2 separate regions of the Homo sapiens genome follow, and region 2 is linked to region 1. The links are chromatin loops, found by intact Hi-C in ENCODE. Cell type or tissue: Calu3. All regions are shown on one strand. Links, peaks and the distances in the headings refer to the core of each region. The heading gives the core; the rest is flanking DNA. Region 1 has its middle 62 kb from the start of FCRL5. Region 2 holds the start of FCRL2 (Fc receptor like 2).

Region 1 (6,795 bases), core at 813-5,812:
AAAGTTAAAATTTTTCTCTAAGAAACACAAGGAAACTTTGTTAATATACTTTAAACTGATGAATTGTACTGGATGTAAACTGGACCTCAATAGAAGCCATCAGCCCCTGAATCACACTTGCTCCCTCCTATCTCAGACCTTCTCACACACCACTCCCTCTGCCTGGAATGTCACGTCCATTTCCTCCCAGTTCCCAGCTCCTTCATACTACATCTGATCTGCAGTGTTTTGCTTCTCAAGCATTTATCGTTTGTAATTAAAGATTATGTGTGTCAGTTATTTTTAACATGGGGTTCTCTCTGCATACATATGCTCCATGAAGGGCTGTTTTCTCATCATCAGATGAGCCCATCTGGGAATGCGGAGTGAAACTATCACCTTTTACCCCATCCTGGAATTGTGAAAAACGGAAGATTTCTAAGAAGATTCTGAGCAAATCCTTTTCTGGCACCTGTGGTCAGTCCCTACCAGGGTCCCCATCTTAAGCCTTCAAGACCTTTCGGTTCAAACTATTTTTTTAAAGGTAGAGAATGTAACAATACAATAAAACATGGACATAGTTTTTTAAAAGGAAATGGAAACATAATCCACAGATGGGAGAAAATATTTGCATTTGTATATGTGATAAGGTATTTTTATCCAGAATATATGAAAAACTCTCACAACTGAACAATAAAAAGACAAATAACCTAATTTACAAATAGGCAAATGATCTAATAGGCATTTCCCCAAAGAAGATATACAAATGGCCAGTACACACATGAAAAGATGCTTGGCAGCATTAGTCATCAGGAAAATGCAAACCAAAACCTTGAGATACCACTTCACATCCATCAGGGTAGCTAGAATCAAAAAGTTCATAATGACAAGTGCTGGCAAAGATGTGGAGAAATTGAAGCCCTCATACATTGATGGCGAAGTGCAGCTGTGTTAGAAGGCAGTCTGTCAGTTTCTCATATGATTGAACATAGAATTCTACCATATAATCCAGCAGTTCGTTCCACTTCTAGGCATATACCCAAGAGAAATGAAAACACATGTTCACACAGAAACTTGCACATGAGTGTTTATAGCAGCATTGTTCATAATAGCCAAATGGTGGAAACAAACAATGGATGAGTGAATACATAAATAAAATATTGTATATCCATATAATGGGATATTAGAACTGAACTATAACACAACACTGATGAACCTTGAAATGTTGTGCTGAATTAAAGCAACCAGTCACAGAAGACCACATCTATTTGATTCGACTCCTATGAAAGTCCAGAATAGGAAACACTATAGAGAGAGAAATTAGATTAGTGGTTACCCAGGGCTGAGGAAAGTCCAGAATAGGAAACACTATAGGGAGAGAAATTAGATTAGTGGTTACGCAGGGCTGTGGAATAGGAGAAAATGGGTGGATGGCCGAAGGATACAAACTTTTTTTGAGGTAATGAAAATGTCCTAAAATGGACTCTTTTGATGGCAGCACAAATTTGTGAATACATTAAAAAGTATTGAAATGTACACTTTAAATGGGGAAATATATGGTATGTAAATTATGTCCAATCAAAGCTGTTTTCTTTTTAAAGATTGTATTGGAAGTATAGAACAAGTGATATGGGGCCAGACTGACCTGAGTATGAATTTTTGCTCCAGTATTTACGAGCCTTGGGTCTTAAGTTCCTTTGATCCTCTAAGCCTTGCTTTTCTCATCTATAAAGTGAATACATTGATTATACCCACCACAAAGAGTTGTTCTGGGAATTGAGATAATGCATATCAAGTGCTTAGCCTCATTGCCTTGTACATAGTAGGCACTAAATAACTGTTAACTGAATGAAATATGCCAGGGAGCACACAGCCAGATGTAAACACGTAGAGCAGATGCCCAGGGCCCCCAGAGATTATTCAGAAGCCTGCAAATAAATTTGTTAGAGGAGCAGATTTTGTCCTTTGGTGGGGACAGCTTTCCAAAAGGGATAAAACCTATTTCAAAGCCCCAAGGATAGGGACACCCAAGCCAATCAATTAGTAGTAGACATTTTTTCTGGGTGGGAGTGGGGACGTTCTTTGCATGGTTAGATTCTAATAAATGGGCTCTCCTGCATCTCCCCACCCTACAGGGAATGGGGACAGTGGACTTCCCTCCTTTCCTCTACACATTCCCTGACCAGAAGGTCCAGGGGAAAGAAGGGGTGGGCAGAGAGCAGAGTGGTTACATGGGTGTGATGGTCAGAGGCCAGATCTCCCTCCAGGTCATCAGGACACTCAGGGTAGATCTCAGGAGATGGAAGTGTTCATGCCCGGGGACAGCCATCTCTGCACAGGAGAAATTCTTCCATCTCCCATGTAGGGAGGTTTTGAGGACTTTGGCAACAGCAGCCAACATCATTTGCGGGGTATGAAGGTCTCTGAAGGCCAGTGGGGGAGAAAACATCCACTCCTTGATGGAGCTGGTGCCGAGTGAGGGTCCTGGCAAGAACAGGGCTGCACTCTCTAACCAAATCCCAGACAGGAGTGAGGGCTTCTGCCTCATTATTAGCCTTGTCTTATCTCTGATTGTTATTTTCATTGGTGAGGCTCTTGGGATCATGCCACACAGTTAACTCTACCCCAGAGACTGTGACCCCAGGCACACATTTATACAGTTCCCCATGGTTTCCTAATGTTCATTTGAAATAATTGCCTTTTTCATAACCTGTTCTTTCTAGTCATTTGGAAACAAATACGTAATCTATTCAGCTTATCCATTGGCTTAGGTTTAATGACATTTCTTTCTGATGAGTGAAGAATCCACTGGGGGTGTGGAGGGAAGTGTTATAAATATACACTTTTAAAATTTTCTTTCATTGTAAATGGGTTTCAGTGGTTCATACTTTAAAATGCAGAAATAAGTTGACTAAAAGAATCAGTGTGTATCTATCCTCAGGGGTTTCCTATCCTCAAGGACATTTTTTTTTTGAGACAGGGTCTCCCTCTGTTGCCCCAGCTGGAGTGCAGTGGTGCTATCAGTGCTTCCTGTAGCCTCGACCTCCCTGGCTCAAGCAATCCTCTCACCTCAGTCTGCCAAGTAACTAGGACCACAGGTGTGCACCACCACGCCCAGATAATTTTTAGATTTTTTTTTTTTTTTTTTTTTTTTTTTTTGTAGAGACGAGGTCTCATTGTGTTGCCTACGCTGGTTTCAAACTTCTGGGCTCAAGCCATCCTCCCTCTTCTGCCTTCCAAAGTGCTGGGATTACAGGTGTGAGCCACCAATCCGGTCCAATAGTTTTACTTTGAAGAAAAATTTGGAAAATGCAGAGCCACGAGGGGGCGCCCTGGACTCTGGCCTGGTGGTAAAGCCAGCACCTTCAGAGTGGAGGAAGGATCTCCTAGACGCTGAGTTCAGAACGAAATAGGAGCATTGGCTGACCATCTGCCGGGGACCTCACTGGGCAAGCACAGGGCCTCACTTACTCAGCGCAGACACTCCCTGAAGTGGGTGCTTGTGCCCCATTGTGATGAGGTCACAGACTCAGGCAAGTTCAGCAATCTGTCCCGGGTCACTCAGATAATAAGTGGAAGACCCAGTTCTGTGCAGTTCTAAAGCCCGGGCTTTCCCAGACCAGCCGACTATGGCTTGGCCCATCTAGGGAGGGCTCAATACTTGGAAGGTGCTGGTCAGCGCAGAAGCGAGGCTGGTGGACACGTGTCCTCGGGGCAGGGTCACAGGCATCAGCCCACCAGGGAGGTGTTTCCAGCTGGGGTCACGAGGTCTCGGAGTGTTCCTGAATGTGGGAGAAACAGTCCCTCACCCTGACCATCTCGGAGTCTGTGTCCAGCAAGAGCCCTTGTTATTTGGAAGATACTCCCTTATTAATGGGGAGTATCTTGGTTTGCTGACTTGGTACCCATCCCCAGACAGGAGTATCTTTTCTATTATAAATGAGTAACTTGCTTTGTGCTTTAGAGATCATTGTCCACATAATTTTATCACCACGAATGTGTCACCAGGAGTCTGTTACTAAATAGTATAAGAATTTAGAGTTTTTAAACCTAAGATACTGAGGATAAAAACTGTAGACTTTGAGGTTCTCCCCATAAGGGGTAAAGAGTTTAGGGGGAAATTAGGTTCTACATCTGAAAAATAAAGTAGAAAAGATGTGGCCAGGAGAACTACTGAGGGGGTCAGGAACCAGGAAGGTGATGTTTATCAGGATGGGGAGAGGGGGCTGGAAGAGGGTCAGGAGCAAAAGAAAGGCAATAAACACTTACCCAGAGTTAATCTAATGAGATGACAATTCTTGTCTCCATTTTACACATGAGGAAACTGATGCTTAGAGAAGTTACATAACTTGATTAGGATCAAACAGCTAATATTTGGCAAGGCTGGGACCTGAACCTGGTTTTCCAGATACCAGTGCCCAGTCACTTTCCATAATGCCAAATGGCCTCTCAGAATCCCAACACCTCTTCTTTAAATGCTTTCCCTTTTTTCCTCAAATCCAGAAACTGTTGGTCTTTTGGGCAATTCTGACCACAGCCACTAAGTGGCGATATTGTCCAACTATGGCTCAGCCCTGTCTCTCCTAGGAAGAATGGGGGAAGGGAGGGAGTAGAAGATCCCCTGTTGTTTTTTGTGTGTTGTGCTGTTCGTAGCGCTTTTTTTTTTTTTTTTTTTTTTTGAGACGGAGTCTTGCTCTGTTGCCCAGGCTGAAGTGCAGTGGTGCGATCTCGGCTCACTGCAAGCTCCGTTTCCCGGGTACACGCCATTCTCCCTCCTCAGCCTCCAGAGTAGCTGGGACTACAGGCGCCCGCCACCACGCCCGGCTAATTTTTTGTATTTTTTAGTAGAGACGGGGTTTCACCATGTTAGCCAGGATGGTCTCGATCTCCTGACCTCGTGATCCGCCCGCCTCGGCCTTCCAAAGTGCTGGGATTACAGGCGTGAGTCACTGCGCCCGTCCGCGTGGGGCTTTCTTCTATCTATTTAGTCCTCCCAGCAACCCTGCAGAGGAAGTATTATCCCATTTTCCAGATGAGGCCATTGAGGATCTGCTGGATGACAGAGCTTAGCGGTAGAAGCAGGAATGGAATCAGTGTCCGGCTGGTTGCCAAGTCCTGCCTCCAAGCATCCTGGGTTCCCAAATATAAAGTCATTTTATGCCCTCAAATTTTAGTCTGGTGGGGAGGTAGATAGGGGAACTCCTTTAAGCCTGGGCTTGGACGGCCTAGTGAAGAAGAAGGGCGGGTGAGAAGTAACCATGCCTTTCCTTTGGTTACTGGAGGGAAGAATTAAGTTTTAAGGTGGAAGTTAAATACAGTTAAAATTACTCTGGTGTTGGGACAACTGGATTTCCACATGCAGAAGAGTGAAAATGGATCCTTATCTCACACCATGTGCAAAAATCAACTCAAAATCAATTAAAGACTTAAATATAAGGCCTGAAATTATAAATCTACTAGAAGAAAACAAAAGCAAAAAGAAATAAATAGGATTACATTAAACTAAAAGGCTCCTGCGCAGCCAAGGAAACAACAGAATGAAGAAACAATCTACAGAATGCGAGAAAATATTTGCAAACCAGGCATCTGGTAAGGGATTGCTATCCAAAATATATAAGGAACTCAAACAACCCAATAATAAGAAAACAAAGAATCTGATTAAAAAATAGGCAAAGGATCTGAATAGACATTTTTCAGAAGACATAAAAATGGCCTATGAGTATAGGAAAAAATGCACAACGTCACTAATCACCAGGGAAGTGCAAATCAACACCAGTGAGCTATCACCCCACACCTCTTAGAATGGCTATTATCAAAAAGATGAAAGACAGCAACTGTTGGTGAGGATGTGGAAGAAAAGAACCCAAGTACACTCTTGGTGGGGATGGAAATTAGTACAGTCATTAGGGAAAACAGCATGGAGGGTCCTCAAAATATTAAAAACAGAACTACCGTATGATCCAGCAATCCCACTTCTGGGTATATATCCAAAGGAAGTGAAATTAGTATGTTGAAGACATAGCTGCACTTCCATGTTTATTGCAGCACTATTCCCAATAGCTGAGATATGGAATCAACCTAAGAGTGCATAAAATGATGAACGGATAAAGAAAATGTAGTATCTATACATTGTGGAATACAATTTAGCCATTAGAAGAAAATTCTGTCATTTATGACAACATGGATGAACTTGGAGGAAATTATGTTAATTGAAATAAGCCAGCATAGAAAGAAAAATACCTCATGACTTCACTTAAACATGAAATCTAAAAAGTTGAAGTCATCGAAGTAGGAAGTAGAATGGTGATTACCAGAGGCAGGGGAGTGGGAGGAGATGTTGGGCAAAGGATACAAAATTTCAGTTAGAGAAGAATAATAAGTCCAAGAGATCTATTTTAAAACATGGTGACTGTGGCTAATAGTAACACACTGTATTCCTGGAAATTTACAGGAAATTAGATTTTAAGTGTTCTTATCTCACACACACACACACACAAACATAAGTATGTGATGTAATGTATATGTTAATTAGCTACATATAGCCATCTACAATGTACATGTATTAAAAACATGTCATATACAATAAATATACATGGTTTTGTCAATTAAATAAAAATAACATTTTAGAAATAGAAAAATAAATACAATTACTCTTGGGAATCCCTTAGAGTTCCTCCTGCTTTAGAAGAGACTGCATTTTCTTCCTGATGAAATGGTTGGCTGGTGTTTAGGGGCCATGCTATGTGAAAAATGTGTCCTTCACGTTTAAACGTTAGATCCACCCACAGACAGTGTGTGCTGGAGCCAGCTGCAAAC
Region 2 (6,795 bases), core at 1-5,000, 290 kb before region 1:
TTTAAGTTACTTTCCCCACCCCCCACCAAGTGTCTATTAAGCCTCTTAATCTCTGGTCACAGTGCCTACTGTGCATTCAAGTTTAGCTACGCTTCCAGGATATGCCTATTCACTTGTAAATTACTGCCGTCTGTCAAATACAGAGTAGCACCCACATGAAACATGTTAGCCATCTTAGAGGATTTGTTGCCACCTCTGTGGCCCACACACCTCATTACTGCTGCTTTCCACCTGCACCTTTTATACCAACTGTGAATTTTACCTCATATCATTTGGTAACACCTTAAGAAATATTGATTCTTAACTGAAGAGGCCACATTTCCATAGAGGGTATATAGAAATCAGTGAAGGGATATGGATTATTTTGAAAAATCTCCTTGATGTCTATGAAAAACTTGTACCTACCATCAATTTACCATCAACTTTTTCATGATCCTATTTGTACTCCTTTCCTTAATTCCCTCCCATCCACAAAATTTCTATAGCTTCCAGGTTGGTCAGAATGGGAAGGAATTATAGGCCACCTAGAAACCCATTCAGTAGGCAAGATTTGATGATCAGTGACTAGCTTTGGTCCTGGGAAAGAGTAACTTACACTTTCAAACACATACAAACCGTTTGCCTATGCAGAAAGTTAAAGTAGTATTGTTTTCAACACTTTAAGATGAGAGAGGCCATAAAACCTAGTTTCTTATAATGAATCTTTAAAAAGTACGTAAATAGCATATGTTTATTGTAAGAATACTAGAATACACAGATAAGCAAAATAAGGAAAATAAAAATCAGCTTTAATTAGATTTTTTGGATATAATTACAGTAACTCTGTGGTGCGAATTGTCTCAGACACTTTTTATTGGAGAGCAGGGGATAATGTGCAGCAGATAAAGTGCACTCTGCAGCCACTTTTTTCTTTTCTTTTCTTTTCTTTTTTTTTTTTGAGACGGAGTCTTGCTCTGTCACCCAAGCTGGAGTGCAGTGGCACGATCTCGGCTCACTGCAAGCTCTGCCTCCCGGGTTTGTACCATTCTCCTGCCTCAGCCTCCCAAACAGCTGGGACTACAGGCACCTGCCACCACGCCCGGCTAATTTTTTGTATTTTTAGTTGAGATGGGGTTTCACCGTGTTAGCCAGGATGGTCTTGATCTCCTGACCTCGTGATCCGCCCGCCTCAGCCTCCCAAAGTGCTGAGATTACAGGCGTGAGCCACCGCACCCAGCCCACTTTTTTCTTAATCATATATCCTAGACATCTTATCTTGCTATTAAATATTATTCCACAGAATTATTTTAATGGCTGTTTGGTTTTCCACAGCATTTGACACATAACTTATTTTTAACACACATCTCTCCTTGTGATATATTTTTAGTATTTTCTTTTTACATTATTATAAGCAAGGCTTTAATGACCATCACATATAAATATTAGCCTTTCTCAAAGTAAAACTATGATAATAGTGAGAATAAAATGTTAAGTATCCAATTGTTAAAAATTCAATGTTAAGTATTCAGGTAAATGTTAAGTACCTGAACAGGTAACATTGAGTCTATGAATATTTTCAGTCAGTCCCTCATTTATAAGCACCTGTGATTTTTTGGTTTAGAGTTTCATCCTGCATAAGGTTCACTGATGAGACAACATCTACTGGGACTACATCTAATCAAAGTGAGCATGATAATAGGTGTTCACATAACACGCGCTTTGCTTTGTGTGAGATAACTGTATTAGGATCAGCCTGGGGTACAAAAAGCAATGCAGATTAGAAATAGGCAATGTTGTGATTACAGATTAGAAAGATGGCAATGTTTTCAGCAATATAGTGCAAGTGTTTTGAAGTTTAGTAAAATCTCATTCTAGAAAGTCATCGAATGACTACGAAAAATTTTACTTAAGAAATATGAGCTATTGAAACAATGGCCTTATTATTTTATGAACCTTGAGAAGCAATATATCAAGATAATAGGGCACAATGTTTAAGAGCCAGACTGTGACACTGGGCTGCCTGGGTTTGAATCCCAGATCTGTTACTACTAGAAATTGATTAAGCTGATCTTGGTCATTTTACTGGCTGCTATCATCTGAATGTTTGTGTCCTGGCAAAATTCTTATGTTGATACTTAATCCTCAATGCAATAGTAATAAAAGGTACCCACCTTTTATTACATGACCTTTTAGGGGTCATGAGTGTGGAACTCTTATGAAAAGGATTAGTCTCCTTGTAAAAGAGGCTTGAGGGAGCTTGTTTGCTCCTTCCATCATGTGAAGACACATAGAGGACACCATCTATGAGAAACAGGCCCTCATCAGACACTGAATCTACTGGTGCCTTGATCTTAAACTTCCCAGCCTCTTGAACTATGAGTGATAAATTTATGTTGTTTATAAATTTCTCAGTCTAAGGTATTCTTTATAGCAGCCCCAATGGACTAAGACACTTACCTTTACTAGTGCCTCAATTTCCTTATTCATGTGAAAGGGGATAGTGCCAATTCAGAAACTTGCTGAAGGTAATAAATAACTCTGTAAGCATGAGGCACTTAGAACTGTGTCTGACTCATTGCAACCCATATGTAAATGCTAGGTATCATAATGAGGGTCAAGTTACAAAATTTCTCTGGCATTGAGAGGATCAGCTATAATTGTTTTAGCCCTTCCAGGACAAAGATAATGGTTAAACATAGTGGCACTATTCTACTTCCTTTTTTGCTAATTATACAAAACCTATTCTGAAAACCACATTTCATCGCCTGCTCAGAGTCTCCAGTTGGTGACCAAGAGTACATCTCTTTTCAAATAGCTGGATTAGGTCCTCATGCTGCTGTGGTCATTGCTGGTCATCTTTGGTGAGTTCAATAATTTGACTGAGAAGTGAGGTGGCAGCTGAATGAGGTCTACTGCTCCCAAAAGGTTGGAGGTTTTATTGGAGCCCAGGGACTGGTGGGGATGCTCAGGTCCTGCCTGCAGCTTGGGCTTCAAAGGCAGATGCAAAGAAGTAGGCTGAGGACAGTGAATTTGCAGCACATCCATTAAGCATTAAGCACAATGCTTAATGTTCAAGGTGGACCACTTTTCCATTTGCTGGTCATGAATTGCTATTTTGATATCTTAGATCTCATTGAGTAATATAATGTTCTCATAGTAAAATGTTCATAATATTAGCATTTAGCAATGCCCTTCTCCTCCATGAACACCGATTATTCAATTGTTATCTATAAGATTTGGGTTCAGCAGATGCATTGAGACCCTTTGCTAATATTCCTCTGTTTAATCGTGGACAATGAGGGAGATGACAGCTGCTGCTAGAAAATAAGATTCCTGGGTGAGTGCAGTGGCTCATACCTGTAATCCTAGCACTTTGGGAGTCCAAGGCTGGTGGATCACTTGAGGTCAGAGTTCGAGACCACCCCGGCCAACATGGTGAAACCTCATCTCTACTAAAAATACAAAAATTAGCCAGGCGTGGTGGTGGGCACCTGTAATTCCAGCTACTCGGGAAGCTGAGGCAGGAGAATTGCTTGAACCCGGGAGGTGGAGGTTGTGGTGAGCCAAGATCGCACCATTGTACTCCAGCCTGGGTGAGAGAGTAAATAAGATCCCTTTCTCTATGCTGTGTAGGCACTAAATAAATATTTGTTATTGGAATACAAAGGGCTCTAACGTGAAATATGGCCATAGGAAAGAGACTGATTTGTTGATTTCTTGGAACTCTCACAATGTATGTTTCCTGATGAGCCCTTTGTGATCGTGTTGTCATGTCTATCTACCACTTGAAAAGTCAGAGTGTGAGATAGAGTGGTGGGGATGGTGGAAGGAAAATGAAATCAAGGAGAGTCACTAAATATCCAACATGGGTATTCTCGACAATCCCTTTAGTCAAGCATTGGGTTTGCAACTTGCCTTTTGACTACAATGAATGACAGTTAGATGTGTGCTCGAGGGAGATTGAATTGTTAGTAATAAGAGATTAGGGAAATAGAAAAGAAAGGGAAAATGGAAAGAAGTTTTTGAGCAATTTACCAGAGTAATATAAATTTATAAATTATGAGGGCAAATGCTGTGTGCTAATCTCTGGCTTTTGATCTCCTCACAGATGCAGTCACTGAACAGGCAGGTGAGTCCTCCTTGTCTTTGTTGTTCTTGGTCTCTGGCATATCAGTCACCCCACTACCCCAGGATTCTATAGAGGTGGCTCTGGAAAGCCTGTGAAGATGTCCTAATATTACTGCCCTCTAGGCTGACATGTTCTGAGGTCACGCAGCCTGTTTCCAACACCACTTGCATGTCTGGGTGACCAGGTACCACCTAGCCTTCTCAAGACCCCACATGCTTGCCTCTTCCTTAAAAGCCTGGCTTTAAGAAGGGCAATAACATGCAGATTGAAGAAAAGAACAATTTGGAGAGAATTGTTTTCCTGCCCATAGGACTGTAATGCCTCTTTATTGTCTGGCTGAATGCTGAATGTTTTTACAGCTCTGAAAACAGCTATTTATAGAGGAATGTGTCAGAACTACAAACTTCTGCAGGGTCAGAATAAACATGTGTCCTCATTGCTTCTCTAGCTCTAGCTCAGGAATCAGCAAGCTTTTCCTGTAAAAGGCAAGAGAGTAAATAGGCTAAGCTTTTCAGGTGTGTGCCGTAACTACTCAATGCCATTGCTGTGGTAGCAGGAAAACAACCATAGACCATATGTAAACGAATGAGGATGGCTGTGTTCCAATAACATTTTATTTACCAAAACAGTGTTGGCCAGCTCACAGGCCATAATTTGCCAACCCGTGCTCTAGATTTAGTATTTAGTTTTGATTTTTTAAAAATGCATGTATTACTGTTCTAATCATAAAGAGTGAAATAAAGCTAATTTTATTTCACTCTTTCTGAGTTAAATCTGTGCTCAGTGAAGGAAGTCAATGGGAAAAATATTTTATTCTATATACAGAATCTTCACATGAGCCAAGACAAAATCTAAAGAAAGGGAGACTTGTTCCCTTGCCCATTGAATGCTGGCTACCAAGTGGAAGGGGCTCTTTGGGCTCTAAGGAACAGTGTGGGAAAAGCAGATCCTGCTGTCACCTTGAATGGAACAAGAGTGTCCAGGGAGACATTCAGGGGTCCTACCTGGAACTTGCTCAGGAGCAAGTCTGGTCTCTTGCATTCATTCTGTCCCACATAAGGTCCAGGAGTCCCACCCTGTGATACCCATCACTCCACTGTCTGTCTGGATGGAAATTAGAGGAAACCTCGATCAATATTCAGGAGGTTTCTGACCATTAGTGGAATCATGCCAAGACAGCAGGCTCCCTGAAGTGAATCACCTACGACCATTCAGAGAACAGGGCAACAGCCACTTCATTCTCTTTCTTTTCCTTTAGCAAGAGTTTCTCAGAAAACTGAGATGTTCTTCAGAAGTTTGAGATCTTTTCTTTTTAAAAAGAGTAAGAGAGAACTTAGTTCAGCATGATGTACTGGAAAGAGCAGGACTTATATAGCCAGAAAGACCAAATTGAAATCATGGCTTTGCTATATACCTGCTATGTAGGCTGGGCAGTCACTTGGCCTCTGAACCCCAGTCTTGGCTCTGGGGAAAAGTTTCTGGCCTGTTGAGAATTACAATCCCCTGCAAGGTTTGAAAATGCTATTCAGCAGAGCAGCTGAAAAGGTCTTTCTGTCCCCATCCATTGCCTCAATGCAGTCTTCCACCCCATTTCCTCTTTTCAGCCCCACCCATACACTGCACTCACCACCTGGGACTTTGCCCTTGCAAAGCTTTGAATACCATTTGCTTTTAGTTTTTGCTGTTGCTCTGGTAAAGATATTTTTCACTGAAATTCTTGTGAAAAAACATTATTCAGTCCTGTACATCTTGCTCTGAGTTAAATCTTTGTGCTCCTATTTATTTGCTCTGCCTAAGAACTTCTCGTTCACAACCTACCCTTCTCCCTGCCCCCTACCACTGTCCCTCCACTGCAGTTCTCCTCTATACCCTCTGGGGGTCAGCATGATTCTATTGGGCACCTCTGCAGGTAGAGCCACTCTCAGCCAGTTTCTGGAGGATGTGGAACTCCCTGAGGATGAACAAGTCAGCTTTGGGACTTGTTGCCCTCCCCTTCTAGGGCCTCTGACTCCTTGTACCCTGCTAATGGTGCATACAGATTAGAACTCTTGAGGTTGCACCACAATGACAGCCAGTGTAGAGCCAGCACACTTCTGCTGAGGCCTTCAAACTGCCAGGTGGTTGGCATTGGAGCCATCACAGCCATGCTAGAAGCAAGTGGATACAAACTGTCACACAAACCCATTATGACTCTTTGGGGTTCCCTGATATGAAACTATGAACCAACTTATGTCTACCCTATAGGTAGGACATCACTCTCAGAGGGTTTGACTTCAAGTCACCTTCATTTATTCAGTATTCCCGAGTCCACCCCATCTCACAGACCTGAAACCCATTATTTTGGTTGCTCTTGAAGTGCAGTTATGATGACCTCTTATTCCTCCTCAGCCATCATTAGCTTCTGCTACAAAGACATCCCCCATCAAGACTGTGAGATTTGTGGCTCACTGAGTGGTCCATAAATGCCAGCACCATTGTGTGCTTCTCTCACAGAATCCTTAAGACTGCCTGATGAGAGGCAAATGCTCTTTGTTGTTCCATTTCTCAGTTGAGAAACTGTAACTGAACACAGGTCCAGCTGCTCACTGCTTGCAAAGTCCAATTAACAAGAGAGAGATCTGGTAGAAAGAAAGTGACTTTTTAATTCCAAAACATAGCTGAGGGGAAGTAGTACAGGCTTCTGCCTT

What was found. A loop is a pair of places that touch in the nucleus more often than their neighbours do. Peaks named below come from ENCODE experiments on the same cell type or tissue, not always from the same donor. Only the 100,000 strongest peaks of a DNase experiment are listed, where the experiment ranks them.
Region 2: a loop joins it to region 1, with 13 times the contacts of the local background. A loop is called at or near these places in 2 of 110 quality-filtered maps.

Annotation. Positions count from the first base shown.
Region 1 is chr1:157,487,283-157,494,077 of GRCh38, reverse strand. No RefSeq gene overlaps it. Among named protein-coding and RNA genes, the nearest start is that of FCRL5, 62 kb to the left of the region's middle. RefSeq lists an enhancer at 3,357-3,496. In Calu3, for the core only: CTCF peaks have their summits at 3,313 (motif pointing right) and 4,540; DNase peaks (open chromatin) are centred at 3,317 and 4,527.
Region 2 is chr1:157,773,088-157,779,882 of GRCh38, reverse strand. It overlaps FCRL2 (Fc receptor like 2), which reads left to right and starts at 2,751. Exons shown (of 12, transcript NM_030764.4): 1 at 2,751-2,840; 2 at 4,088-4,108. The coding sequence starts at 2,810. In Calu3, for the core only: no CTCF peak of the experiment used is centred there; no DNase peak of the experiment used is centred there.